Linked DNA regions of Homo sapiens: region 2 is linked to region 1. The links are chromatin loops, found by intact Hi-C in ENCODE. Cell type or tissue: A673. All regions are shown on one strand. Links, peaks and the distances in the headings refer to the core of each region. The heading gives the core; the rest is flanking DNA. Region 1 holds the start of CLSTN2 (calsyntenin 2). Region 2 overlaps CLSTN2 (calsyntenin 2).

What was found. Peaks named below come from ENCODE experiments on the same cell type or tissue, not always from the same donor. Only the 100,000 strongest peaks of a DNase experiment are listed, where the experiment ranks them.
Region 2: it touches region 1 in a loop (5-fold over the local background); 27 of 110 quality-filtered maps call a loop at or near these places.

What each region holds. Positions count from the first base shown.
Region 1 is chr3:139,926,752-139,942,116 of GRCh38, reverse strand. It overlaps CLSTN2 (calsyntenin 2), which reads right to left and starts at 6,932. Exons shown (of 17, transcript NM_022131.3): 1 at 6,634-6,932. The coding sequence starts at 6,742. RefSeq lists silencers at 6,785-6,844, 6,885-6,934. In A673, for the core only: CTCF peaks have their summits at 7,185 and 7,384; DNase peaks (open chromatin) are centred at 6,956 and 7,406; H3K4me3 peaks cover 2,000 bases; H3K27ac peaks cover 809 bases; H3K27me3 peaks cover 1,710 bases.
Region 2 is chr3:140,045,184-140,060,548 of GRCh38, reverse strand. All of the region lies in intron 1 of CLSTN2 (calsyntenin 2), which reads right to left. Among named protein-coding and RNA genes, the nearest start is that of CLSTN2, 120 kb to the right of the region's middle. In A673, for the core only: a CTCF peak has its summit at 8,979 (motif pointing right); a DNase peak (open chromatin) is centred at 9,038.

The DNA.
Region 1 (15,365 bases), core at 5,490-9,489:
GAGCCTTCCTCAAGCAGACATCACATCATTCTGAATAGGTAAGCCTGTGTGAAGAGGGGAACCCATGCCTACCAGTGTATTCTGAGTTTGTAACCCCAGTTTTACCACCTCTGAGCTCTGAGACTTTGGGCAAGTTACCTCACTTCTCAGTGACTCAGTTTACTCCTCTGTAAAAATAAGATTGTAGATTTACCTCCTTCATAGGGTTGGTACGAGGATCAAACCAACCGACATATGTGAAGTGCTTCAAGATAGTGCTTGGCACATAGTATGAACTCAATAAACATTCACTGTTTTATTAGCTCTGGAATCTGATGCAGAAATAATATTTGACCTGGCTGAGCTCCCTCTTCACTCGTGCCTGTGTGCCAATCACTCTTACCACCTTGTATTTACCTGTCCAGTGCAAACCCCTGCCCCTGACATATGCTTACCCAATGCCTACCCACCCATCAACATCCCTTTTACTTTCTCCATAAGTCTTTCCTGACCTCTATTGTTGCCAACTTCTTCCTTTCCTGCAAGGCTTCGGGGGGTCTGTGATGCACAATCTATGATTTTCCCATAAGTCACCAAGTTCTGCAATAGTTTGTGTGATGTGTGATGTGCAGTGTTTGCCCTAGACAGAGTGTGAACTCTTTGATAATTGGAACTTGCTTTTATCTTTTTGTTCCCCTCACAGAGAATAACAGGAGGCTGAGAAATAGTAATTGGCTGAAAAGGCTAGAGAACAGGACCTAGTGCATGTCTGGAAGGGCTAACTCTCATTCTAACCATTCTCCTCTGACCAATACTCCCTCTGGCCTACTGCTTGTTTCTTTCCCAAATCTCAGAGCATGATCCTCTGTCCTACACAGTGCCAGGATCTTCAGCTCAGTGCTCTTCCCCAGCTCAGGCCTCCCCATGGTCTACCCTCAAAACCTGTCTTTCCCAGGGAACCATTTCCACAGGGTCCAATTAGTCATGGGTTAGATAACAGCTAATAAAACAATCATCGATTTCAAGCTGTTATTTGAATATCATAGCTTCAGTTACCCCATTCCATATAAACATGTATTATCACAAAACTTGTCAATACCTTAAACAAAAAAGTATGCCTTTCTGTTTTCTCAGGTAGCAGGGCTTGGAGGAAAGTATGAACTGGGCAGGAGATCTTTCCTTACAACCCAGATCACACCACATAAGCTCTCCCTCCAGAGACCAGAACCTCCCACACCTCTGGCACTAGCACATGGAGACAGGCTTGTTTATTTACTTAGATAGCAAATATTGCTGACCTTTACTCTGAGCTGGCCCTGCACTAAGTGCCAGGGCCTTTGAGATGAATGAGATGGAGCTCTGGCTTCAAAGACATCCATAGACTAGTGAAAAAAAGCATGTCTTTTTACAAACAAGTCAAGCCAAATGCGTGTGTATGCATGTGCATTTACATTTATATATGATATTTACACACAGGTGCATATCCACACAAGGAGAGAGAGGCAGAGAGAGACTGAGAAACAGAGGAACGGATAACAGTTTGAGCTGAGAAAAGATATGAACAAAGCTATTGGATTTCTAAGAGATCAGAAAAAAAAAAATTCACCAAATCTCAGACACTAAACTAACTGTTCAAGTGATCAATAATTAGTCATTGTATATTTAGTGCATTTTACATGCCCCAAACTGGGCTAAGTGCCCTGACAACTATTTTACAAGGTAGATCTCTGTATCCCCATTTTAGAGATGAGGAAACTGAGTCTCAGATGGGTTAACTAACTTGTCCAAGATCATCTAACTAGGAAGCAGTAGGGCCAGGTTTGGAACTCAAGTTTTTCTGGCCATATGCCCAAATTTTACTTTATAGAGGAGAAGGAAAAACACATAAATTGTCTATGTCAAGAAATGACAGCACTAGGGATTACAAACAGGTGTGTTCACCAAGCAAATCACTGCATACTGCTCATCTCATATCTTGAGGCAAGGCTCTGGAGATACCAGGAGAGTCAGAATGAGCCTCTAGCACTGGTCTTTGAGCCCTGAGGACTAGAGTCAGACAAGGAAACACAGGCATGCAGGAAAGAGAGGCAAGTCACTCAGAAGTAACCAGCCTGGGAAGGTTCCTTATGGAAGGCCAAATCTTGAGTAACAGTGAAAATTGGGCTGAGGAAGGTGACCTACTAGCTTGATGCCCAGAGAATCCAAGAGAGGTAAAGGGCACATTCCGGTCCAAGAACCACAGGCGTTTCAGGATGGCAGCAGGTCAGAGTACACTTTCTGATGCATTGCTGAGGGCTTTTTGGCATTTGTGCTTCAGTTGGAAAAATGACTCTGTTATACCACTAGAAGACACCTGCTACTTACCCAAAGATGACTTAGAACAATCCACCATAAAAATTCCACACTACCTTTGCCCCTGCAGGAAGTTCTGCAGTGTGCAATCTGGAATATTCAAGGATGGTTTTTGAATCTGTGGGAGAGAGAATGAGGTGACTGCTCTAAGCGAGAACATTGGTTTCCATGGTGAGAGCAAGGTCCGTTTCCCTCACCTCACCTGCATGCCCTTTTAAACAGCCTTAGACACTCATACTGTGCTCTTCTGTGGGCAGGACCACAAGGGCTCCTGGGTAACTCAAAGATGCAAACAGCTCAGCTTCCTTGTGGTCCCTAGACCTGCTTTCAAAACCACTGGGAAGACTATCTGACAAATAGGGGGCACTGGGTATAGTGACCTTTATATTCTCATCCCAGTGCCACACCCTCTAGCTGGAGGTCTTGGCAAGTTCATTTACCCTCTCATAGAATTTGTTTCTTCATCTGTGAAATGGGCTAACACTGGCTCTGCATGTGTTGTAAGAGTTAGAGATTGCCCATGTAATGGGATTAGCAACAGTGCCTGTGACATACTAAAGAGGGACTCCATACACTGAAATTACTACAATTACACCATACTGTTGTTATAATTCTGCTCCATCCTCCTCCTTACCTATTACCACATGCTGCTTTTGTAAACTTTGTCTCTGCACTCCCATCTCCTTTGCCTGTGTCTCTATCACAGTCAATACTATACTTTGGACAAATTCTCTCCGCTGCCACTCTCTTAAAATTTTCACATAAAAATCTTGTCTCTCCAACTAAAACAGAAGCTCCTCAACCCTAAAACTTAAAGTATAATAATAATAAAAATTAAAAAAAAAAGAAAGGTAGGGGTGGGAGGGGTGGAGGGTGGTCCTCTGCTACTGGCTCAGAACCAGAGCACTGAGCAAGGCTCTTAGCACACAAGGCGGGCACTACAACAATTGATGGTCTATACTTGAGTATTGTTCCAAATGACCTCTATGCCTAGATGTTGGGAACTTAAGAAGGACTGTGTACCAAGTCCTTGAGGTCTTGGGACCACTGACATTTTGCCAAATTTAGCACAAACTTTGAGGTGTTGTCTAGATTGCATTGTCTTCCTTCCCTTGGATAAGACATGTCTTTCTCTGCCTCCAGAAACTCTTTGGGTCCACAACACCTTACCAGCTTTACTCATAGAACATGAGCATGTGATCTGGTCTCTTCATGGAATCCAAGAAGTATTTATCTTTTTTGAATAGCCAAAATATGTAAGGGTGAAGGGAAGGAGTTATAATTGCCTGGCCACTGTGTGATTTCTGAAATTGGAAATATGTCTACACTGAAAGTACAGTGATTCTGTGAAAACCCCAGGTAGTTGTCCGGGATTAACTGCTCGAGTCCCTAAAGCAAGAAGCAAGAAGCAAGAAGCACAAAGGCAGAACAAGCTGTGCACCACAGACACAACATCTTACACAAGACTGAAGCTGGGAGCACATGCTTCCAGACAGTTGTTTGGAGGGTGCATTCAACTCTGTCAGAAAGCTTGACTCCAGACTCCCAGTGTTTTTCTACACATGAATACAGAATTGTACGAAAGAAGTATCTGGTTTTTTGTTCAATCTTCACACGCCTTCCTGATTTTTTTTTTTTTTTTTTTGTGATGGGAATAACAATGGTATGAACCTTAAAAATGGCAAAGTCAGAGGCAGGGTGCATTATACACAAAACATACAGCTTTATCATTTCAAACATTCTTCAGAGATCATATGATTTGGAAACATAAAATGCAAGTGCATTGTTATAAGGAAAGTCAGTCCTGTAAATACTAACTAAAGTGTCATAATAAATGTCTCTGTTGTAATCAAATATTACACATTTATCTTGAAAAAAAAATCAGCAGCAAACAGAGCTCTTTGCAGCCCCCCAGTGGTTGGAAGGGGAAAGAAGCGAGAACAAGGGGAATTCGGACAGTTAACTCTCAATCTGCAGGGCCAATAAACTTTTTACCCTGGAAAAACAAATGTCTAGTTTGTTTGTTTGTTTGTTTGTTTTTGAGACGGAGTTTCATTCTTGTTGCCCAGGCTGGAGTGTAATAGCGCGATCTCGGCTCATTGAAACCTCTGCCTCCCGGGTTCAAGTGATTCTCCTGCCTCAGCCTCCCGAGTAGCTGGGATTACAGGTGCGTGTCACCACACCCATCTAATTTTTTTTTTTTTTTTTTTTAGTAGAGACGGGGTTTCTCCATGTTGGTCAGGCTGGTCTCGAACCCCTAACCTCAGGTGATCCGCCCGCCTCGGCCTCCCAAAGTGCTGGGATTACAGGCATGAGCCACCATGCCCGACCTGACAAATGCCTAGTTTTAACCAAAAAATGAATATGTTCTAAGTCGGATGTTGGTTAAAATGCACATAATTATCCACATAAAGTGAATCATTGAAAGCCTGGGGTTTTTATTTTCCTTTTTTATCTCTCTCCTTCTCTTTCTCGCTTACCTCTATGAAGCTTCCCATTCTGACCTGAGAACTCAGCCGTGCATTATTACTACTCACACCAGATCCTCTTCCCAAATGATTTCTTCCCTGTTCTGCACTTGCTGTGTGCTTCTCACCCTCCTTCAAACTCCCGTTTGCAGACATCTGCTTATATCAATTACTGTGCTACAAAGTGATGGGAAATCTCCTCCCCCCCACCCCCCAAAAAAGTAATTTGCCTGTTTAACAAAGTGTCTATATTGGGAAAGCAGGGGGGAGATGTTTGGAAGTTCATTGTTTTTTATTCTTGTCTTCACCAAAACAACAGTCTCTCAGCTTGATCCCTTCATATCAGCCACTTCTTTACCGCACTCTGAGATATTTTCATAACGAGTTTTTCTCTCATGAAATTTCTCATTTCTAAAAATAGAAACTGCCTGTCAAAGATACACCAAGAAAAAAAATGCTGAAAAGAAACAGAATGCCTGCTTATAAAATATTTTCAAAACGATGACACCAAAAAATTTAAAAATTACAGATAAACATAATCTCCCATGTTCTTCTCAAATATATCACTCCTAAGTTATTGGAGGGCCAGTTTCTAAAGCCCAGACAAGGCGAACTGCCTGCCTCCAGCTCTCCCCAACCTCCAAGAGTAATGCAGCCTGATAGGCATTTCCTCCCCTAAGCTAGTGGTCAAGTGTAGCTCAAAGCAAGCGTCCGAATCAGGCTGTCTCTAACAGGGAATCTATTTTCTGACAGGCGCAAACCCCTCCGCCCTCTGATGATTGCCAGGCAGGATTTGGGGACCAAGTACCCCTCATTGTCACCTGGCGGATTTGGCCACAGTCCACAAACCAAACGCAAGCCCTACTTATGAACAGCGCAGAGAATCAACAAGTTATCACTAAGCTGTGCGCCCCAGCTAGGATCTGCCACAGCCTCCCCTGAGCCCACCACTGTTCCCCACCAGCTCTGCTCTTCCCTCGCCTCCCCACCCCCTGCAAGCACGTGACCTCCTGTTTCAGACCCGGCCCCCCACCCCAGAGCTCCCGACGCTCCCAGGCAGCTGTCAAAGTCCGGGGTTCGCCGGCTTCCAGGCTCGCCTGACAGAGCCAGGCGTTCGCTTGGATCTAGCTTCCTTCCGGGCGGGAGGCGCGGGGAGGTCAAGCTCTTCAAAGGAACAGGGTGGGCAGGGGAGTGGTGCCAGGTTAGGCTCCTCGGTCCTCGGTAGTCAGAGCGGAGTAGGAAAGGCAGCGGGGAGCCTCACATCCCGCGCTTCTTCCGGACCCCGCCGCCTACCCGGAGGGTACACGTTCCCCGGGGAGTCAGAGACGCCCTGGGGGAGCTTGAGGAGTGTCAGCGGGGCCTTCCCTGGAGCCTACAAGTTTCCACTCCATCCCCGAGCTGGGAGACAAGTCACAGCTCGGCTCCCTCCTTGAAAGCACCGCCGCTGATCCTTCCCCCAGGCAGGAGCAGACACCTGCTTGTCCCCACGGCGCGCCAGCGCCCTGCTCTAGCCGTCCCTGGGCCAGAGCTCGAAACTCACCCACTGCGCTCCCACCCCGGCACAGACAGCCCTCAAAGTTGTCCGTACTCCCCAGACCTCGCCTTCTGCTCAGCCCCCGGACCCCGCCCAGGGGTTGAGTTGACGTCCGCGGGTGGACCTCTCTGGTCCGCTGCGCAGGGAACTGACTTCGGGAATCCAGGGCGCACAGAGGCCAAAGAAGCTGCGGCAAGGGAGGGTGGGCAAATCCAGCTTGAGCCTAGGTCCTTGCCGCTTTCACCCTCAAGCCTGCCCTGCCTCCCTCCTGGGAGAAGAGCAAACTTCCCCAGCACCCACCTTTAGCCGCGAGGAGGCGGCGCTGCCGGCTGTCCCCGCCACCGCCGCTGCCGCTCCCCACGCCCAGCGCCAGCAGGAGCGGCACCCAGCACAGCCGCCCAGGCAGCATCCTCGCAGCAGCCGCCAACGAGCTGCAGCCGCCGCCTACTGTCCGCGCCGGCTCTCGCCTCCCGGTGCCTGCCGCACCGTGGGCCGCCTCGCCGTGCCCGATGGGTGCGCTTCTAGCGCTGCCGCCGCGGCGCTCGGCCTCGGGTTCCCGCCGCTGCGCCGCTAGCTCGCCGGCAGCAGCCGCGCTCACTGGCGCGGACCCGGAGCGGCTCAGGCGCTCACCCCGGGACGGCCCGTGACGTCACGGAGGGAGGGAGGTGGCTCGTGCATATTCATGAACGCGGGCATCGGCGCCGGGTTCCGCGCTCCCCGCCCCAAGGCCCCGACCCCCAACTTTCCTCAGCCGTCTCCACGCTCCGGGGCCCTGTCCAGGTCCCCCTGCCCAGTCGGGACCGGGCCCCCAGAGGACCCTGGTGGGCGGCTCCGGAGAGCCCTCCAGCCCCGCGCCTCCACTCCGACTCTCGGAAAAGCTGCCGCAAGGGATGGAGGGCTCCCCCAGAAAGTGGCCACCCGAGGCCTGAGGGTCATCTGGGGTGGCGCGAGGGACCCTGACCTGCCATGCCCTTTGAACTGATATCTGGGCGGAGAGGACTGACGGGCGTCGCTAAGGGTCTTGCCCTTGGCTGGGTCTCTGGGCGTTCTGCGTCGACTGGTCTGGGGAGGGCGCCAGGCGCACACTAGAGCAGCGCCTAGTGGTGCTAGGGGTTGTCGGGCAGAGTAGATAGCCTTGGACCTGGATGGCAATGGCAGGGCTCCGCGTCATCTCCGAGAAGCAGGGGCAGCCGCGGCTCTTAGAGGCTGATAGAACAGCTAGATCAGAAAACTTGGGGTGCTGGGCCTGCTGAGGCTGCAGTGGCGGGGGCGGGGTGTCAAACTTAAAATTCCCTGCGGTATGGTGCCATGCAAGAAGTTGCCACCTTTATGTTGTCACTCCGCATCTCTAAGAACAGGCTACTTGACGTCATGCATTGTAAAATCTCGTGCCGTTGAGTATTGTCAGTTCCCTGAGTGCAGGAGCCAGTGCATATCTTTGCATCCTCAACCATCTCTAGGCCGTGAAAAAATTACAAAGGTACTCAAAAAAAAAAAAAAAAAAAACAGTAAGGACTCAGAATAAATCCTTGACCATATTTACCTAAATGAAATGCCAACATCACACACAATGCAGGGTTTATGAGGAATAGTTTGGAAATAAAGTAGATATGGAAATACAGAAACAAACAATATTATTTATTTAGTCATTGATTCAAGACGTTTGCTGAGCATCTAGACAGGCTGTATCACCCTGACAGTGAGCACTGGATTAGTCGTTGGAGATCCAAAGACAGAGGAGAGAGTGGGTCCTATCCTCAAAGCTTTTGTTCCCTGCTTGGGGAGCCAGAGAGGGCAGCAAAGGCAATTACAATCCCTTGTAAGTGTTATGGTCCTGCACATTCTTTATGTTGCTAGCTATGAGCCTATACAAATCAATTAACAAAATGTATATATTGCAAGAGTGCCTAAACAGCATCCTCTAATTAATAACTGTAGTTTGAGGTACTCAACAAAGCCATAAAATCCATTAACAGCACTCCTGCAGCTCAGCCTCCCTCTGCTGCCCTGGCAGCTCACTCAGAGCCTCTGCAGTGGTGAAAGCCAACTCTTCAGGATTTCAGGCACCAGGATGTGCTTGGGGACAGCAGTGAATCATGGTGGCTGCATGGGGCTCAGACCCATGTGGGGCTCTTTACCTTCAGGTCTCCTTTAGCCCACAAATCAACATGTGCGCTATTATTCTCATTTCACACATGATGAAATAGAGGCTCAGGGAAGTTAGGTAACTTCCTTGTTCAGGGTCAAAAATCTAGTAAATGTCCCAGGCCGACACCAGGACCTTGCCTTTGTCAGATGTTGGTTTCAGAATCTAGAAAAGATGGCATGGAAAGGTGGTAGCTGACCCAGGGAAAATAAAAAAGCCAGAAAATAGAAGAGAAATGTAAATTTGTCTCATTTTCTTCCATTTATGCTCCACCCAACTACATATCTGCCCTCCTCCCTTCATTTTCTCTAATAAGTAGACCTATCTTACTGACTTACCTGCACTGTTCTTTGATGTCATTATACTGGGCTTTGTTAAGATCACTGATTGGTCCTAATAATTTTATGTGAAGTTTCAAATTCAGACCAAATAATGAGAAACAGGGGGAAATGTAGCTTATTAGGAAGCATCTCCATGGAGAGATAGCCAGGAAAGAACACAGCAAAGAAAAACACTAGGGGGTGGGCCAGTTACCAACAGGCACAAAATTGCTAGCCTCCATCTCCTCCTCTACCAATGAGGGTAATAACAATGCCTATTGTGGTAGATCAAGTGCACTAATGGCCATTTGTCCATGCTTCTCTGAATCTGTTTCCTTTGGATGTGCCCTCCCACCCCAACTCTGAGCTAGGCCATATGATTTGCTTTGGTCAGTGGGACAGTGGCATGCATGTTGCTTCTTCCTGCCTTGAATCCCTGCTGCTGACATGAGAACAAGCCTAAGCTAACCTGCAGAAGGGTAGGAGACTGCATGGAGTAGAACTGAGCTGTTTCAGACAGCCAAGGTCACACTAGGCTGGTCAGAACCAACTGGCCTACAGGCTGGCTAACCACAGACACATGAGCAAGCCCAGGTAAGCTCAACCAAGATCAGCCAAGCCTGGCTCACATCAGAACTATCCAGCTGACTTATGAGATACAATAAGTGGTTTTTGCATTAATTCATTATGTTCTGGAGCAATTGATTGAGCAGCATTATGCCTACTTCATAAGATCATTACAAGAAGTAAATTTTAAAAATATGTTAAACAGTATGTTGCACATAGTCAATGTTCAATAAATGTAAAAATGTCTTCCCCTTATCCTACTTCCTATATCTCTGAAAACAAGTGTGCCAGTCACACATTTGATTTGATTCATTTGGGGAACAGGCAACAATGACCTGCCTTAGAGGAGATAAAAGTAAGTAAGTTCAGCCTTAGAAATACTCAGACATAAGAGCTTTTAAGTCCACATCATTTGTATGGAGCACTACTGTGCTGTCTGCTTCTGCTGGGCCATTGCAGATGCAAAAGATGGGGTAAAGCAACCTAACAGTTAATGAGTCCTCATTCTTTCCATGCCAGGCTTTACAATGGAGGATATACATTCCACACCTACACCTTCTTTAATCTTTGCAACAAGTGTGCTGTGGTTTGAATATGTGTCCCCTCCAAAACTCATGTTGAAGCTTAATCCTCAATGTGGCAGTATTGAGAGGTGAGACATTTGGCAGGGGGCTGGTTCATGATGGCTCTGCTCTCATGAATAGATTAATCTGTGCATAGATTAATATATTAATGTGTCAATAGATCAATGGGTTATCATGGGAATGGGACTGGTAGTTTTATAACAAGAAGTAGAGAGACCTGAGCTATTACATGATGTGATGCCCTTTGCCACCTCTACAGAATCCACATGAACAAGAAGGACCTCACCAGATTTGGACTCTCAACCTCAGGCCTCTCAGCCTCCATAATTTTAAGAAATAAATTTGTTTTCTTTATAAATTACCTAGTTTCAGGTATTCTGTTATAAGCAACAGAAAATTGACTAAGACAATTGTGCTATTTTCCCTATTTAATCATAATCAGATTACTGGCTCAGAAAGTTTGAGCAACTTATCCATATTTGCATAATTGTGCAGAATATCAATTCATGTCTGCTTAATTCCAAATTTCATCTTTCTCCCACACATCATGACTTTGGGAGAGGCATGCGGGATAAGTAAGCAACAAAAAATAGTTTCAAATCAGAAAAGATAGCTTTGGGGATTTGATTTTTAAAAAACCTTTATCTATCACTACCTCTGATTAAGGACCAATTTAAATAGCCAACTGTCACCAAAGTAGAGATACAAATCTCTGAATATCCATTACTTATTCTGGACTTAGTATTGTGGCATATTCCTCTAAAGATTTTATTCAAAAAATGGTGAACAGGGCCGGGCGCGGTGGCTCATGCCTGTAATCCCAGCACTTTGGGAGGCCGAGGCGGGCGGATCACGAGGTCAGGAGTTCAAGACCAGCCTGGCCAACATGGTGAAACCCCATCTCTACTAAAAATACAAAAATTAGTCAGGTGTGGTGGTGCGTGCCTGTAGTCCCAGCTACTCGGGAAGCTGAGGCAGGAGACTCGCTTGAACCTGGGAGGCAGAGATTGCTGTGAGCCGAGATCATGCCACTGCACTGCAGCCTGGGTGACAGAGCAAGACTCCATCTCAAAAAAAAAAAATGGTGAACAGGATGATGTAAAGCTTGGTCACTCTAAGCCTCAAGTCTGGGGCACCACCTGGCAGTGTAATAATGAATCTCAGGTAATTTATCTGGGTCAATAGTTCTTAATAAATAAATAACTCCCCTATTCCAGAAAATAGAATCTAACTGGCATAGGCCCCATATAAACATAGCCATTTCCTCTCATTTCACCAGGATCATTAATGCGTTGCCCAATTAAGCACCAAAACACAGGCCCTAAATAATTTAAGCTGGGTAATCAAAGAAAATAAATAAATTATATATACTTATGGAAACTTATTTTTAAAAAGAAAATTAAACTGAGGCTTTCTCCATGACCCAGATTTAATTCAACTAAAAGTACTTAACTTTAAAAGAAAGGTTGAAAAGCTGATCTTTACAGAACTAGAGTCATTTGTCATTCTTTTTTCCCATCTTGACAGGTAAAACTGGGGCTTCATGACGCTTGAACAACTGGACAGTTTGCAGATTTTTTAACATTGTTCTTGGAAGTTTTTACGCTGTTGCTGCCAAAGGAACTTCTTTTAAAAAAAGTTTAGGCATTTCTCTTCAGGAAAAAGTTAAAAAAAAAAAAAAAAGCTTGTTCACAACCAAATCCAGTTCAGCATTGTTTGGACATGAGTGTTTTATGCTTGGCAAGGTGGAGTGCCCTGGCTGAAAACAAAGATATCATTAATAATAGCAAGGCATTATTCCAGTACACTTATGTATACTTTCCTTGGAATTTTATGCCCTGTGGTGTTTTGCTTGTTTGTTTTTTTAAGCAGCCATAAAATTCTGTGGCTCTTCCTCCATTGAGAGATGGAATCTATATCTCTTCTCCTTGAATCCAAACAGCCTTGAATCTGAGCATTGTTTCTATCAGTAGACTGCACCAGCAGTGATGCTGTGTGACTTCCCAGACTAGATAATAATGGTGATGCAGCATTTGCCTTGCTTGCTAGGATGCTCACATATGGAGGCTGGAGCCTCCATGTAAGAATTCTAACTACGCTAAGGCCGCCATGTTTTAAGGATCACAGGCCATGCAGAAAGGCTGTATATAAGTAGTTTACAGCCCCAGCTGAGTCCAACATTTGAGTTATCCTGAAAGTTCCAAATAATTCTTCCCACTATGCCCTGCCCAAATTCCTGACCCATAGAATCCATGAATGTAATCAAATGGTTGTTTATACCACTAAGTTTTGGTGTCATTTATAATACATCTAGAGGAAATAGAACATATTTATTTTCATTTGTTCCCTACAACAAAGGCTGGGAAAAGATAAATATTATATTTCGAGGCAAGTCATGTGTAATTAGTCCTATTTTGTAGCTCAGATGTTGAGACTTGTAGAAGCCAAGGCAAGGAATAAGTAGAGCTTAGTGGAAAGAAAATGATTTCTAGAATCAGACAGACCTAAGTTGCAAACCTAGCTTTCCTGTTTTCTAATGATGTCTGACTCGAGAAAGCTACTTACTCTGAACCTCAGTTTCCTCATCTATAAACTTAGACTAATGAAGCAGGTTGTTTTCAGAGTAAAATGAACTGTAAACTGCTGAATTCTTTCCATGCCAGATGGTAGGGATACAGTAAATAGGGCCATTGATAGTTACAATGGACACTCACCCAGGGCCACACAGGTTGTGGATAGCCTTTTGCCTGACTTGATCCAGTATTTGGTGTTTTCTATGCAGGTAAAACGTGGACAGATATGGACACACATGACACCACAGAAGCTCCAGCCCCACCAGCACCTTTGCCAATCCTGCCACAGGAAGCACCAGCCCACGTGCCCTGCCAGAGCAATTCAGATGTGTCTCAAGTACCTAAATCTATCTGCTCTGTGTCATTCCAGGGCTTTGTTCCACTAAGGGAGATGAGAAGGAACCTACCACTTATTGAGCACCTACGATGAGCCAGACACTGCACATATTACTTCAACCCTCCAAAAGTCTAGAAAGGTGATTTATCATTTCCATTGGACATCTAGGGAGATTAAGTTTCAAAGAGATTCAGCAACTTGCTCAAAGAAATTAAGGTGCACTGCTAAAAATGAAGAAGCTGGAATTTGAATTGTCTGGGTCCTGTCTGACTCTGAAGCCATGTTTTTCCAGCCAAGTGAGGCAATGTGTCCAGCCTCCACCACAGCTGTAGGTGCAGGGTTTGTACAGAGACCAAATGCACTACCCTGACTCATTCTGGCCATAATCCCAGGTTTTACACAGAAGTCGTTGTCTTTCAGTGATTCTCTGAAGTTTCCCAGGTTGGAATCCTGTTTCCCCACTGTCTCAGTTGGTACTGGAGATCTTCCCTAGAGATGTTCCTTTCTCTTTTATTTCCTTTCTGTCCCTAAGGGCCTGACTCAAGCTCCACACCTCAGGCTGTCTCCTGACTCCATCCTCTCCTGCAAGGCTTTCACATAACCAGTGGTTTGATCATCAATACCTAGCTCTCCTACACTGCTCAGATACTTTCCAAGACTCATCAAGACTTACTGCAGAAGGCCAAAGTTGCTTAACAAAAATTCAAGTCCCTCACCAGCCTGGCCTCAACTTCCATTGATAACCTGATTTCCTGTGACTCCATTTTATGTAAACTCTGCTCCAGCCAGTCTGGGGACTCCACTGTTTTTCAATAGGGACCACACCAATCCTGCTTCTACACCTTTGCTCACGCTAGACCCTCTACTGTAGTGGGGCTGAATTGTGTTTCTCAAAAAGTCTTGTGTTGAAGGTCTAACCACTGGTACCTCAGAATATGATTCAGAATATGACTGTATTTGAAGATATGGCCTTTAAAGTGGTAATTAAGTTAAAGTGAGGTTATTAAGGTGGGCCTTAATTTAATATGACTGGTGCCTTTCCTTCTAAGAAGAGGAGATTTGGAAATATAATGTGAAGACAGAGAAAAGACAGCCATCTACCAGCCCAGGAGAGAGGCCTAAGAAGAAACCAACCCTGCCAACACCTTGATCTTGAACTTCCCACCTCCAAAATTGTCAGAAAATAAGTTATTAAGCCACACAGTCTGTGGTATTTTGTTATGCAGCCCTCCACACTAATACACCTACCTACAGTCTCTTCCTCTTTCTCCCCAAATAACCTTCTCAGTCTTACTTCCAAAATAAATATTTTTTCTACCTCCCCAAGCACTTGCTTATCTTAAAGTCTTCAAGAGGCTTCTCATCACTCTTAAAATAAAAAAAAAAAAATTAAACCATTTTAGTCTAACTCACAAAGCCCAACTTGATTATTCCTGCCTGCTTCTCTGACCTCTCCCACCTTGCCTACTGGCCTTTGGTCCTTTGAACATAACCAGCTCTTTCCTGCCTTTGCTTTAAACTGGGATTGTACTTCCCTCTTACATCACATGGCATTCAGGTTTCATTTTAAATGTCACTTCTCCAGGGAAGTCATTCCATTACTCTATATAGCGTTTCTTTTTTAATTCTCTGTAATCACTCCTTGCTGATATTTTCTTGAAAGTTTACTTGCTCATTTATTTCCAGCCTCCTCCCAATAGAACCTAAATTGCAGGAGAGGCGAGACTCATGTGCCTGACACATGGGTGCTAGATAGTTATTTACTGAGTGAATGAATGAATGCATGAATGAATGGTTTACCTTCTCTGAGCAGAGCACGTTTTGTCCTGCATCCCTCTTTTTTGACTATTGACATAAACATCCTATTGAAAAATCACTTAAATGTATATTCTTCTTATAAAAATCTAGAACTTATATTTTCATGTAGCTTGAGCATGATACTGCAAAATTCATACTCATGGGTGGGAGGGTGGTGTTAAGTAAGAAAGCATTTTAAAGGGTGAGTAGTACAGATACTGTTTTCGTTTTATACATAAGGAAATGGATGCAAAGAGAGGTTACATCACTGGCTTAAGCTCACACAGCCTGGGCTAGATTCTAGTTTTCTTGAGTCCTGGTTCAGAACTCTTTTTCTATATCATGTCTTGGTACATAGTCAGAGTCAATAAGTAGAGTGCACAAACACCAGTGCTTAAAATGCCTGGAGCTGACTGAGCTAGGAGTCAGGAAATGCCTTCCACACAAACACCCCAATGGAGAGATCCCTATGAAAGAGAAGAGAAGGGTTAAACGTTCATTTGCTTTCCCAACTCAAAAAGCAGCCTATGCCTGCTCTTCAGAGCCTTCTAGTCTAAGATCGACAAGCTGACTTGCTAGACTGCTCCAAGGAAATCATTTCACCTAAGTAATTTTAAAGTTTTATGTCTTTCATTTCTCAGTATTTAAGAAATTTTTTTCCAGGTTGGCGTGGTTATGTGTCATGAATCATGTGTCCAAAGGGGACAG
Region 2 (15,365 bases), core at 6,919-10,918, 120 kb before region 1:
AGCCAGGAAGTGTCAGAGCTGGGGCTACCCCTGAGGACCAGGGATTTCCTGGAATCTACACATTTCACTTACCTGGGAAAGTCAAGCCCACCCTTACCCTTGTGGAGTTCATTTCCAAGAGGATTTTGGGGATCGTATTAAAGCAGCTCCTCATCAAGCCATCAAGTTGGCAGTGAGGCAGCTATAGTAAGAGTCATAGGCAGTCTTCTTCCCATGACCCCCAGCCCCTACTCCATGAGCTTTCTTCCCTACTGATATCACACCAACCCTCCCCACCAAGTTTACTCTCCTACCATCTGGAGAACCAGTCTTTCAGCTTTCACAACGGTACATATATTATTCTCTCAGTGCCAGGCTATAAGAACAAAGGCATAACGATGCAAGAAAATGATGGCAAACTTGTATTGAACTCTTCCTATATGCCAGGAACCTCGCTGAGTTATTTACAAACATGTTATTTAATTCCCCTAACAGCACATGAAGAAGATTTATTATATCATTTTACAGATGAGGAAACTGAGGCCCAGAGAGATTAAGCAATTCATCAATTGCCACAGACATGGTCAGTGGAAGGGCTAGGGTATTATGCCAGTTCCTCCCCAGATCGGTGTATTAGGATGTTATTCTTAACTCCATCATTAAGCAAAACCATTAATGTCTTGAATGAGGTCTTTCTTTATAACTAAGAGCCCTTATTTTTCATTATTTAAAATATTTTCCCTGGACATTTCTTCTTAATAGACAAATACCTCCCATTGCAATTTTGGAAAGCAGAAAGGTTGCAGGTTCAGCCTGAATGGAGAAGAGACCATCAGTGCCTGGGAGTAGGCTCACTTCAGCTGCTTCCAAGTGGGTGTCTTAATAGGGCAAGCTTCTTCACTGCCCTGACCTCATCCTCTCATCTGAAAAGTAAGGATAATTATATCCACCCTGCCATCCTCAGAGGGGGCCACCAAGAGGACTGAGCAAGCTGATGGTTGAGTGAGGGCTTGACAGGAAGGCTTGAGGGGAAGACTGAGCAGGGTCTGATGGCCCCCCAGAACCCTCTCCATGTAGCTCTCTTTAGTCTCCTGCTCATCAGCACTTTTAGCTCCATCAGGAACACACCTGTGTCTTAATTCCCTGGCACATCACCCTGAGCCACCCATTCCACATTGAACACACATTTATGGAGTCCCTCTTGTGTTCCCAGCACAGTTCCAGGCCCTGGGGGGCAGCAGTGCACACAACACAAAGCCCTGCCCCTCTGGAGCTGTCAGCCATCTGGGAATCAGAACTAACACTCTTAGGACACTTATCATGGGTGGTTCCAGGTAGTTTTTGTGCATTTGCTCACTTAATCCTTTCCCATAAAACTTTGAGGCAAGAGCTAGTATGTTAGCTAAGGAAACCAAGGCACAGTGAGGTTAGGTACATTTCCCCAGATTGCACATGCAGGACGCAGTGGAACTGGGGCTTGAACCCAGGGAATCTGATGACAGAGCCCACACCCCAACATCACATACTACTGCCATGGGTCTTTACATGCCTAACTTCTGCTAATTGGGTGCCAAACTTTTTCACCTTATCCTCCATAGCTTCTTATCCTCCATGGCTTCTTGGGTCTTCTCTGTCTCTGCTCCCTGCTGGTCAGGGCCCTCCCCCTCCTCCTGGAAACACAGCAGCCTCCCTCTGGCTTTCCTGCCTTTCGCAGGACACCATCCAATTCCCACCTACCCCCTCTCACCTTCATTCTGTCTTGGACCCCACCTGACCTTTTTTTTTTTTTGTCATGGGTCCCAATAGTGTCTAGACATTTAACCCTGGCCTTCAAGGCCCCCCAGAGTCAGTCCAGCACAAAATTTTGCATATCTCCCTCTGTTCTACAATGCTTAGTTGACAAAAACTGTTCACCAGGAGAGTAGGTCTAAACTTTTGGGGTAATCATTGGCCCTTTTGAATAGATGACAAAAGTTATAGACCTTTCCTTCCCAGGAAAACAAACAATTGAGAGCTCTTCCCAAAGATATCACCCCCTTCCTAGACTTAACCAGCTCAAGCTTTCACCATGAAGATCTCCGCTCCAGGCATGCAAATTCTATTACTGTTCCTAAATTCCTTTAACATACAATGCATCTGTCCACCTCCCTTTCAACATCTCATGCCATGTCTTCCATCCATGATGCTTCCTCCATCATTAATAAAATCCTAATGAGATCCTGGTGACCTATCAAAGCCCAGTTCCAATATTACTAGGCCAGATGAGGGCTTTCCCTTGAGAATTTCACCCACAGCTACCCACACAGAATTTCAGTGCTCTACTGCCTGGGATTTAGGAACACATCTTATTTCCACCTACCTGATTTGACCCCTTGAGGGCAGGGATACTGGCTTAGTCATCTCACAACCGTTCACTTCACCTAGCATAGAACTCTGTAGACAGCATGCCTGAGTGTTTAGTTTTTGAAATTTTTTTTTTTAAATGGAAGCAGTCATCTTTATCTCCAAATAGAAGGTTTCAGGTTACTAATGAAATGGACCGTTCATCATCCATGTTCTACTAATAAGGCCTTGCAGAGCGTGAACTTCTGGAAAATTTCACCAGACATAAGCCTCAGAAAATCATCTCTTGCCTTAGCCATTTGTTAGAAATATAAACATTCATTTCCATGGGTTACTGCAGTTCTTGAGTTCCTGCTTAAATCTCTAATGTTAACCTAGTTTATAGGAATCTATGACTTGGAAATAAGGTCAGATTCTGATAATTAGTTGTGATCCATATTTTGTATCTGATAATTAGCTTATAGCCGCAGTGATAATTGGGCCCTACATTTTTGGGAGGTGGCATATTTTAAGAAAGCAAAGTGCTCTTCATGTGCTCTGATCTTGTCTCTGCTTTATTAAGGGGTTGTTAAAGAGAGAACTATAACATAGGAAAAAAATGAATACATTTGCTCTCGAGGATGCAATTAAAATAAAATGTAAATATGACTAATGAGGCGATTAACTTTTCTAGAAATACTATGCAGGAAAATCAATCCCTGGAATGTAACATTTCCATGCTAAGAAATTCAGTTTAGTGGCATCCCCTTAGTGATGAAAGGGATCTAAGAATGAAGAACGTTGCTACTGTCAGGGAAGGCCAACAAGTGCAGAGAGATGGCTATGAAAAGCGACCATTTCTTCCCAGCTTGATCTGCTCAGCTATAAAACATCTGCTATTGCAAAGGCTCCCAAAAGTGTCTTCTGCATGTGTACAGCTTCTTTTCAACCTGGCATCAGTAGAATGGCACTAATGCAGGGGTTAGGAGCACTGGGCTCAAGTCTCAGCTCCAGCAGTTACAGCTGAGTGGCTTTGGATCATCCATGTCATTGGATGTGCATTGCTTTGGATGTGTATTGGTTTGCTTCCTCCATATGCATGGCTTCAGTTTCTTCATCTGTGCATGGGCATAATGACACTTGCTTCATGGAAAAATGCCTACTATGGAGAAGAGCAGCCAGTATGTCCAGGGAAAATCCCTATTGAAGCTGCAGGGTGGGGAGGGCGTGAGAAATCCCTGTGCAGGAGGAGGCTCTGGCATGAGGCAGAAAACTCTAGCAAGGGAGATTCACAAGTCAGGATTCTGGGTCCCACCCTACCCTCTAAGTTTAAGCCATGTAATCTTGGGCACTGATGTCACACTTTCAGTATCCATAAAATGATAGCATTTAAGTAAATGATTTTCAAGGCACTATTCAAGGAACCTACCCTTGTTCAATGCTACAAAATAGTTCATTTTTTTTCACAAATATCTTGTTACTAAATAGCCTGAATTTCTCCAAATATGACCTACTGTCAACTTAGTTGAGTTTAGGTCCACAACTGTAGGTGCCCACAATTACACTGTAATTAGAGAGTGTAATTTGTAGCCCTGAAGGGCCTCTGAATTTTGCAAACTTCCTCTCTACTCTTTCTCAGTTCCTATCTGGGAGCTGCTCCCTATCCTTCAGTTCATGTTTTGGCCATTAACCTAACCCACGTGTTCCATAAGCCAGGCTCCCCACCCAGGCTGAGGATACAGAGTTCAGTCCTGTCCTCAGAAAGACTGAAGTCAAATGGAGGTCACAGGCCAGAAACAGACAAGGCCATCCCAGTGGGGCATGGTTTATGACAGAGAAGTACACCTGGAGCCCTGCGGGTACAGAGGGGAGGTCACCTAACCCAGAGTGGGGGTTGGCAGGAGGGGAGATACTTGGTAGAGTCCTTGACATCCAAACAGACATTCATCTAGCCAGTAACTATTTATTGTGTAACTACTGTGTACCAGGCACTGTGCTAGGTGCTGAGGTTACATCATTGAATGATGTCATTTCCTTAATCAGCCATCCACGAGAGCTCCCTCTAGCCACTCACTTCAGTGTTCATTCCATACTCTGCTGCCTCCCTGACATGACTTCTCCAATGTGGCCTGGGCTTCCCAGCGAACAAACCGTCTTTCTTCCTCAAATGTCCCCTCCAGAGTAGGCCCCCTCTCCCATCCTTTTGTGGTATTGGTACCAACGACCACAAAGTTCTTGGTACTCTCCAATCCAGCCTCCTCAAAGACCTTCTCTTTATATCAATGATGAGTGCCATTGTGTACTTCACTCTCAATGGGCCAGCCTGATGGGCATCCAGCTCTTTCATGTAGATGCATCTTATATTCCCACTCAGGCTCTACCCTCCTTTGATCTAAGGCTCTGCTCCTTTCTTCTTTTACACATTATTGTGCCAGACTGGGACTGGGAGACTGATTAACTAGGCTCTGAAAATGAGATGTTTCCTCCTACCTGTTAGCGCCTTTCTAAGATTAGTGCTAAACCAGAGCACACTTGAGTTTTTGTTGTTGTTGTTCAAGGAGACAGAAGGAAAAAGGAAACATTTACTGAGCACCTACTTCACGGTAGGTACTACGCTGAACGCTTTAGTTTTATTGTTTTAATCCCCACCACAACCCTGTAAGGCAAGCATTGTTATTTCCTTGTTGCATGTACAGAAACCAAGGTTTACGCCTTGGTTTGTTAACCTGCAGGTTGGTTAACCTGTCCTTGGTCTCACAGCTAATGAGTGGCAAAACTCGAATGTAAAAACAGCCATGTGGTTTTGAAATCTAAGCACTTCTTCCAACAAGCTTTCTCCCAAGAACACATGTTCTTTTCTACCTCCAAAGATCTGCTTAAATGCTGCAATCTGGAAAGATAAACATAAGGTGTTTGCTGTGTGGTGGTGGCTCAAAATCAGGTGAAAATCCTAGGCTTCCTCAAGGGAGAGGCAGGCCCCTCCAGGCCAGAGTTTAAGCAAACAAGATAAGCAGAGTAAGAAAATGGTTTCTGGACACTGCCATCCATCTCTGGAAAGTCTTAGATAGGAAGCAGCAGGTGATGAAATGGAATGAAATTCTGAGGAAAAAAAGAGAGATGAAAATGAAAGTTTTACACATCACTGAGCTGCTTTCCTATCTAGAAGGAAAATCCAACATTAATAAAACAGAAAACCTTCAACAAAATCAAAGCCAATTTTCCTGTCAAGTTCAGAAACAACAATATATAAGCCTGCAGGCATATCCCAGGTGTATTCCATAAATAGTCAGGTTTCTGAGAAGTTGGGTGGAAATCAAATTTGGGTGACCTTGTCCCCATTACCAAAATGAGGGAGATGGACCTTTGTTGCTACAGAATCCGATAGGCATAGTGCCTCTTATGACATCAGCTTTAAGTTTTTCTCCCAAACTCCCTTCTCCTTTTTCCTACCCCAAAAAGTCTACCTTTGATAAACAGTTAACAGTAGTCAACAGACTCTGGTTGACCTCCTCTAATGAATTTGTCTATGATCACATACACCCCCTACAAACTCATATGCAGTGGCTTGTCCTATACATGGCCCACTGCATTCTATTAGTCAAAAGGTGAAGATCTTGTCTCCTCACTTGGCTAGCAGGTAAGGGTCCCTGGCAGAAATGGGAAGCAGGAGAGTGTATAAGTCAGTGGGTATGTGGGTGGCTATAAGCAAAGCCTGTGGCCAGATAGATCTAGGTTTACAAGTCATCTCCACCCCTTACTGACCGCGTGGTCTTGGACAAATTATTTACCTTCAATGCTACAAAATAGTTCACATTTTTTTTTCACAGATATCTGCATATGGACAGCTTTGAGCATTTCTTTTCAACCTGGTGCTGCTAGAATGGCACTATCATTGAGGTTTCAGCAACTATCAAAGGGAGAAAAAAAGTGCCTGTTACTTAGGGTTAAGCAAACGCATCTTAAAAATGACAGTATAAGATTCTGGGCTTCAGGAAGGTACTTGATAAATGCCCAGCCTCCTTGCTATTCTCCACCCTCCCCAAATGTGACCCATTCTTGAAGTCCTAGTTCAAGCTCACCTCCTCCAGAAAGCCTTCCCTGACCAAGAACCTCCCCCTCCCACGAGCTCCATAGTACCTTTGGTCACCACCAGCCCCTTGTCTTTGGTCACTCACTGCTTGCCCTGTGAGAGTTAAACATCTGTGCATGCCAGGATTTCCCAGCCAGATGGTAGCTGCCCGAGGACCAGCTGTGATGACCCTCTTGTATTGGGCCCGAGTCTAACTCAGAGATGGCAACTGGCAAACATGTGCCTACAGACAAGTCATTCAAACACCAAAAGGGGCTTCAGTGAAAAAGGTTCCTTACATGTGTTGATACCTGACTATGTGCCAATCACTTCACATCACCCATCTCACTCCATCTCCACAATAACCCCCTGAGATAGGTGTTATTGATTCCATTTCACACATAATGAAACAGGCTTATGAAGGTGAGCTAGTAGCTTCACCAAAGCCTCACAGCTCAGGGGGCAGGAATGAAGGCAGATCTTTGGAGAAGGAAGAGAAGACAGAAATAAGAGAGAGAGGAGGGAGATGAGGGAATGGGGAAGACAGAGAGCAGACAGTCAAACGTGAAAAGCAAAAGTAAATTCTTGTCAGTTGAGCTCCTGTTGCGAGCTGGCTCCTGGGCAGTCCTCCACACACATCCCTTCTCTTAACACTCACCACCACGCTGCATCTGGTGCCTTTGCAGCTGCTGTACACTTTTGTTAATCGTGCCCAATGAAAGCTAGTGAGACAGTAGCTGTGACTCTGACCTCTGTCCCCACCCAGCTGACCAGCGAGTTTATCCTCAGACACAATCCAGTAACTCCGGAGAACCAGAATTGGAACTAGATTGCTTTCCTCTAATAAAATTTACGGTGTATACAAATTCAATTACATCATCCTGTGTGCTGGTGGTGGCTGAAGGGGCCAAGGTCACTTACACACATTCATCACCAGGGTGTGAAGAGCCAGAAGCGTGAAATTACCTCCCATCCAGAGTCCAGAGGATGGCAGGAGCTCAGCAGAGGCTGCTGACTGTGAGGAGTGGCCCTCAGGCAGGAGGATGCTTGTGTTCAGGCTTCATGTCCTCCCTCACCCGAGAATGACAGGGAGCCCAAAGGGATGCATGGGAGGCCTGACTGCCAGCGCCATCCAGAGAAGGGCTCTGTGCTCACCCCTGCAGGCTCGTGGTTGGCTGTGCTGTCTTGATGAGAGCTGTGTCTGTCCCTACAAACAGCCTGCTTCTGCCCTGCATGGGGGAGAAACAATGTGCTGCAACCACACCCAAGGTTTGCTATTAAATCCTCACTATATACATGTGGGGCTGCCAGAGAAGGAAGGCTCAGGAAGGTTAGGTAATGTGCCCAAGACCACACAGCCTGTGAATAGGCATGCTTGCTTGGAACCCAGGTTTGTTGGGCTCCAGAGCCCATGTCAAAAATGAGTTTTTTCACGTATCAGCTGGGCAGAGTTGGTTTTCTGAGGAGAAGAATGAAAGGGCTACGCTTCAAAAGAGAAGCTCAGAGAGGCCAACTCTTACCTCAGGGGGCATTTCCAATCCGACTTTGTGGTGGTGGGAGACACAGCTGGTTACAAATAAATATTTTAAGCAAGTGCTCCTTTCCTGCCTTCCCCCAGGGTTATGATCCAGCAAGGCTGCTAAACAGAGGCCTATGAGAATAAACCTAGAATCAGGGTGGGGAGCAGGTGTGGACCCTGGGATCATTTAATAACAGAAATATTGGCCAGGTGCGGTGGCTTATGCCTGTAATCTCAGCACTTTGGGAGGCCGAGGCAGGTGGATCACTAGGTCAGGAGTTAGAGGCCAGCCTGGCCAATACGGTAAAACCCTGTCTTACTAAAAATACAAAAATTAGCTGGTTTTGGTGGCGTGCGCCTGTAGTCCCAGCTACTCGGGAGGCTGAGGCAGAAGAATCGCTTGAACCCAGGAGGTGGAGGTTGCAGTGAGCTGAGATCATGCCATTACACTCCAGCCTGGGCGACAGAGCGAGACTCTGTCTCAAAATATAAATAAATAAATAATAACAGAAATATTTTGAGAAAAAGAAGAGCCCACTGCACAGACTCAGCCAGCCAGGCCTGGAGAAAGATAAACAGATTTCAATTCTACATCCACTCTGGACCAATTGATCTCAAACAAGTCACTTAAACTATCTGAGTCTTCGCTTTCACTAAGGCCATGCTTCTCAAAGTGGGGTTCCCAGACCAGCAGCTCAGCCTGCCCTGCAAACTTCTTAAAATGCAAGATTCTCAGGCTCTGCCCCAGATCACCTGCATCAGCAACTGTGGGGTGGGGGCCACGTGATCTGTTTTGCCAGCCCCTCCAGGTGGTTTCCATGTCCCTGCTCTAAGGTGTAGTGCTTTGTGGCTGCATATTGAAATCACCTGGAGGGATTTTACAACAATCCCAGAATCCAAGCCACATTCCAGACCAATGACACCACCATCTCTGATATGAATGATGTGGAACCCAGCCTCAATAGTGTTTTGAGGCTTCCCAGGTGATTCCAGATGTAGCCCGGTTGAGAACCACTGTTCTCTGGAAGTAACAACACAGTCCTCACAGGGAGTAGAATGAGACAACAGATGGAGAAACACGCGTGTGAATAATCCCTCCTCCTGGCCCCTTGCAGCCAGCAGACGGCACTATTGCTCCTCCCTATCCTTTTGCCTGTTCAGCAGAGCCCAAAAAGGGTGCAGGCGGGGTAAGAATAAGGAGAGAGATGTTTAGGAAGATGTGCAGCGACCATGCTGAGGATGGAACGGGAATGGACTGAAGGCAGGAAGGGTTTCAGCAATGATTTTAATGGGCTCCATAAAAGTCTGTAATATTTTACCCAAGTGTGATTGTTTCTCATTTATCAGAAACAGTCCTGAAGGTCTGCAAACTTGTGCAAATTACACATCCCACAAGATTGATGGCTTCTCCAGACAGCCTCTCTCTGATGCAATTTGCTGTTTAAACCCCAGTTCTACCAAAGACCTTGAAGCTGTTCACACGATCAGCGAAGCCTGAGCTGTGAATGGGCATTGGAAGCCCTGTTTCCTGTTCCCTTGGAGCTGAGGGAGGCCCCAAGGATGGGCAGGGGAGAGGGAGTGGGCAGGCCAGCCCCCGGGCCCAGCCAGGGAATGTTAGACGCTGTGTTCAATCCAGGACAGCCCCCAAATGTGCCCTTTGTGTGTTCTTTTGTTGTTCAAAAGCTGTGTTTCTTTCTTTGTATTGAAACCTTCCATCCTTGTTTACCCCTGTTTAGCCTTCAAAACCCCAACAGTAACAATAAAAATAGCAAGGAGGCACCCACTCAGCACCAGACCCAGCATTGCACCCTGTAGAATATCTTCTTTTGTCTAAACCAAAAGCATGTGAACTTGCTATTTTCCCATCTTGCCCTTCATATCCATCCTCCACTACCCTTCTCTCTTCTGTGCCCTGGGAGGCTGACCTCTATGGACTGCTTCATCCAAGCTCCCTCTCCTTGTCTGGCTGGGTTTGACAAAACAGCAAAAAACTGAAGGGCAGGAGGAACAAAAGGTTAGAGTATTTGTTCCTCTGACTTCCTCTCTGCTGGGTCCCAGTTTGGTCTCCTGTTCTTCAACAGAGGGTCACAATTCCTATGGGCTGGCCTCACTCCTACAGCTGCAGCTCTTCGGCTGGCCCACTAACTGCTCCTGGTAATTCTCTTTCCACTTCTCCTTCAGCCTGGGGATGGTCATGGCTTCCATGATGCTAGCCCTGAATATTTCACTATCCCTTTCTGGTATCCCTTAACATTGCTACATCTCTGAACTATGTGAAATTGCCGTGTGTGTAGGTCAAATAGTAGTGATTTCATATGGCTCAACATAGTAAACATCCTTTCTCCAATGGTCTCTCATCACCTGCTCTGAGCAAGCTTTTGTTTCCTGTTCAACTCACACAGCAGGCTTGGAGAGATGGCGTTGACCCCTGTTCCCAGGTGAGAAACAGAGACTCAAAAAGCTTTGTGGATTTGCTCAAGATTATCTAATGTATGGTTGAAAAAATAATAGCAATAACAAGCTGAGAATATACTGTGTGCCAGGCACTGTGTAAGCAGTTTCTACAGATTAACTCATGTAATCCTTGATACTCTGAGATAGGGACTGCTGTTACACAGATTTTATCAATGAAGAAATCAAGACCCTGGTAGCTAATCCAGGTACCTTCCTTTGGTTAAACCCAGCCAGAAGCAAGAGAGAAGGTGAACTCAGATGAAGCAAGTCGGTAGAGGTCAGGATCCTGGGGCCCAAAACAGAATAGAGAAAGTAGAGAAGAGATCTGGAGGGACAAGACAGGATAAAACAAGCTTCCATGCTTTTGATTAAAATAAAAGGAGATATGCTAGCTAAGGGCTCCACACTGTGATCACCTTTTGAGGGGTCACTGGGATCACCACTGTCTTGAGGCCTTGTGCTGGGGCAGAGCTCGCCTCTCCTTCCCATGACCCTGTTAAGTTCATGTTCAGCCACTGGGATCCTGATGTGTGTCTCTTGAAGCAACGTGGTCAAAAGGAAACTTTTGAGCCAGACAGATCATGGCCCAGCTTAGGCACTCTCTATGCAGAAGGTGTCTATGGACAACCCCACCTGGCCTCATTGCTCATGTGTGTCAGCCCCAGTACTGGAGGTAATAGTCCCCCCTCAGGGAGGCTGAGAAGAGAAAATAAAGATGGCCTGGGTAAAATGTGTAGTCCCTAATAAGCATTTAATAAATGGCTGGTTCTGTTCCCTCATTCCGGAAATAATATTTCTAATCTAAAGATTATAATTGGTGATTTAAGAAGGGAGACTAATACTGTTTATCACACTTTGATTTTTCTGCAACTGGGGTTAGAAAAACTCTCCTTAAAAGATGGTTTTCTTGATTTTACTGTTAAATTTCAGGATTTCCTTGGCAACAGCTTTCAGGAAGACGAAGAAGTCAGTCAGAGGCCACCCAAAGGGGAAAGACGTGAAGGTGATTTATTCCACTCCAGAGCTGGCCCTCTTCAGGGATGCTGGTCAGTGTATCCTCAATGGAGATGCCGTCTGTGCCTTAGATAGAATTAACTCCCCATGCTTGCCCAGTCCCTTCAATTGTTTCTCTGGCTCAAACTCAAGTTCCAGCCAGTGCTGCCTGCATGGGCCTCCTCCAAGAGATGGGGGGAGGGGGTGTGCAAAGACCAGCACAAACAGGTGCTCATTGGGGCCACCTAGAGCAGTGCCGCTGGTCAAATCGGGAGGGAATGGAGGTAGTGAAGCAGCAGGGACTGGAGAACAGGAAGTGAGAGTCTGGGAGAGCTGGAGGCATGGGCAGGATTTGAGTTTGGTCTTTCCCTCTGGGTGTGGTGGGCCTGGTGGGATCAACTGTGGCAGCTGGAGGGCTGTGGCCTCAGTACAAGTGCACCTGGAATTTACAGGGTCGTTCTCCAGCTTGCCCTGAGGCTTTTAACACAGGCCCACTGCCCCCCACTCCCCCCAGTAAGGAAGCCGACATTACCTGCCCCAGGTCACACCCAGCTCTTCTACTCTCTAGCTATATGACCCTAGGCAATCTATCTAATCTCTCTTTGCCTCAGTTTCTTTATTTGTAAAATGGTGATGATAGTAAGAATATCTACCCAATAGGGCTGTTGTGAGGTCTAAATTAATGTGTATAAAGAATGTGGACAATGCCTGGCCCCCGAGGAGCAAGCACTACTTTGGGTCAGCTACCATTGCTGTTAGCAAGAAGGTGGTCAACTCTGAGAGTCATTCAGTATGTAGGCAGGACTTAAGGAAATCTGAATCTCAGTACAGCCCACCACCAGTTGTTGGTTAGTGCCAGAAATCTCACTGGAGATCTTTATTCATCCACTCATTCAACTATGACCTAGGCTGTATTTCCCAAGATATGGTCCATGCACAACTGTGGTATATAATTTGACAGTAGGGTTTACACTAGAGATTGTTTTAATTTTAATAGCCGTGCATTTAAAAAGTTTTTCTCATATCAATATTTAAGGCAAGAAATATCAGCTTCCATTTAAATAATGACAACATTTTAGATAAATTTATGCCCATTTTGATCACAATTTTCAGCCATATTCCTTCCTCCTCCTTTCTCCCCTCAGTCATATGGGAACAATATTCTTCTGGTCATTTTTTAATATTTCATATTTTAACTTTAATAGCCATGCATTTATTTCCTTGTGTCATTATTTAAGGCAAGTAATGATCATTTCCCATTTATAGCGTTAACGTATTGCTATGGTTTGACTACTTGGCCACTTCAAAACTCATGTTGAAACTTAATCTCTATTGTGGCAGCATTGAGAGGTGAGGCCTTTAAAAGGTGATTGGGTCATAAGGGCAGAGCCCAATTCATAGAGTAATGGATTAATGTGTTAACGAACTAATGGGTTATGGTGGGAACAGGAGTGGTGGCTTTACAAGAAGAGGAAGAGAGACCTGAGCTAGCATGCTCAGCCTCGTCACCACGGGATGCCCTGCACTACCTGCGGACTCCACAGAGAGTCCCCACCAGTGAGAAGATCCTTACCAGATGTGACCCCTCAACCTTGGGCTTCTCAGCTTCTATAACTGTAAGAAATAAATTCCCTTCTTTATAAATTAACCAGTTTCAGGAATTCTATTACAAGCAACAGAAAATGAACTAAGACACATAGAGTTTCCTTCCTAAATTAATTTACATTAGAAGTTAAAATAAAATATTATATAAATAAAAAGCACAGATAGAATATTATATGGCAGTTAGAAATAATAAACTTTATATACCAACACAGATAGTTAAGACACATGGATGAATGAAAAAGAAAGTTGTAAGGCCATATATATGTTGTATATCATTTGTGGGAAACTAAAATGTACTCACTATATTACTATTAGGATTTCTTATTACTATATGTATTTACTCTGTAAAGATACACAAAATTGACTACAAGGTGGTGTTTCCCATGGGAAGTGAAGCAGAAAGAGAAGAGAAAGGAATATAGCTCAGATTGATGTGTGGCCCCTTTGTAGGGCACATAAGTTTACTAAAGGTTTTAATTTCTTTTTTATTTTTAAAGGAAGAGGAAGTAACTTGAAGAATATGTGACACAATGCTAGCAATCTTGGTGGAAGCAACATGGATATTTACTAAATATTCTTGACTTTTTCTTCATTTTATTAATCTCTCAATATCAATGATAATATACGTGGTAGGCAAATGTTCAAAAATCCCCTAGAGGGACAGTTGGAAGCAGGCAACACCAATCCAGGATGCTACAAAGTGGCAGGGATGCAGAAATGTCAGGCACTTCACTCAAATGTGGAACAAAGAAAGACAATTTCCACAATTCTTTGACAGAGGTAAGCCAGGGATGCCTCCTAGAGAAGATGAAACCAAAGCTGTCCAAACTAAGCTTCATAAGTGAAGGAGAAATAAAATCCTTTACAGACAAGCAAATGCTGAGAGATTTTGTCACTACCAGGCCTGCCCTACAAGAGCTCCTGAAGGAAGCCCTAAACATGGAAAGGAACAACCGGTACCAGCCACTGCAAAAACATGCCAAATTGTAAAGACCATCGATGCTAGGAAGGAACTGCATCAACTAACGAGCAAAATAACCAGCTAACAACATAATGACAGGATCAAATTCACACATGACAATATTAACCTTAAATGTAAATGGGCTAAATGCTCCAATTAAAAGACACAGACTGGCAAATTGGATAAAGAGTCAAGACCTATCAGTGTACTGTATTCAGGAGACCCATCTCACGTGCAGAGACACACACAGGCTCAAAATAAAGGGATGGAGGAAGATCCACCAAGCAAATGGAAAACAAAAAAAGGCAGGGGTTGCAATCCTAGTCTCTGATAAAACAGACTTTAAACCAACAAAGATCAAAAGAGACAAAGAAGGCCATTACATAATGGTAAAGGGATCAAGTCAACAAGAAGAGGTAACTATCCTAAATATATATGCCCCCAATACAGGAGCACCCAGATTCATAAAGCAAGTCCTTAGAGACCTACAAAGAGACTTAGACTCCCACACAATAATAATGGGAGACTTTAACACCCCACTATCAATATTAGATCAACAAGACAGAAAGTTAACAAGGATATACAGGAATTGAACGCAGCTCTGCACCAAGCGGACCTAATAGACATTTACAGAACTCTCCACCCTAATCAACAGAATATACATTCTTCTCAGCACCACATCGCACTTATTCCAAAACTGACCACGTAGTTGGAAGTAAAGCACTCATCAGCAAATGTAAAAGAACAGAAATTATAACAAACTGTCTCTCAGACCACAGTGCAATCAAACTAGAACTCAGGATTAAGAAACTCACTCAAAACCGCTCCACTGCATGGAAACTGAACAACCTGCTCTTGAATGACTACTGGGTACATAACGAAATGAAGGCAGAAATAAAGATGTTCTTTGAAACCAATGAGAACAAAGACACAACATACCAGAATCTCTGGGACACATTTAAAGCAGTGTGTAGAGGGAAATTTATAGCATTAAATGCCCACAAGAGAAAGCAGGAAAGATCTAAAATTGACACCCTAACATCGCAATCAAAAGAACTAGAGAAGCAAGAGCAAACGCATTCAAAAGCTAGCAGAAGACAAGAAATAACTAGCAGAACTGAAGGAGATAGAGACACAAAAAACCCTTCAAAAAATCAATGAATCCAGGAGCTGGTTTTTTTGAAAAGATCAACAAAATTGATAGACTGCTAGCAAGACTAATAAAAAAGAAAAGAGAGAAGAATCAAATAGACGCAACAAAAAATGATAAAGGGGATATCACCACCGATCCCACAGAAATACAGATTACCATCAGAGAATGGTACCTCCATGCAAATAAACTAGAAAATCTAGAAGGAATGGATAAATTCCTGGACACATACACCCTCCCAAGACTAAACCAGGAAGAACTTGAATCCCTCAATAGACCAATAACAGGCTCTGAAACTGAGGCAATAACTAAT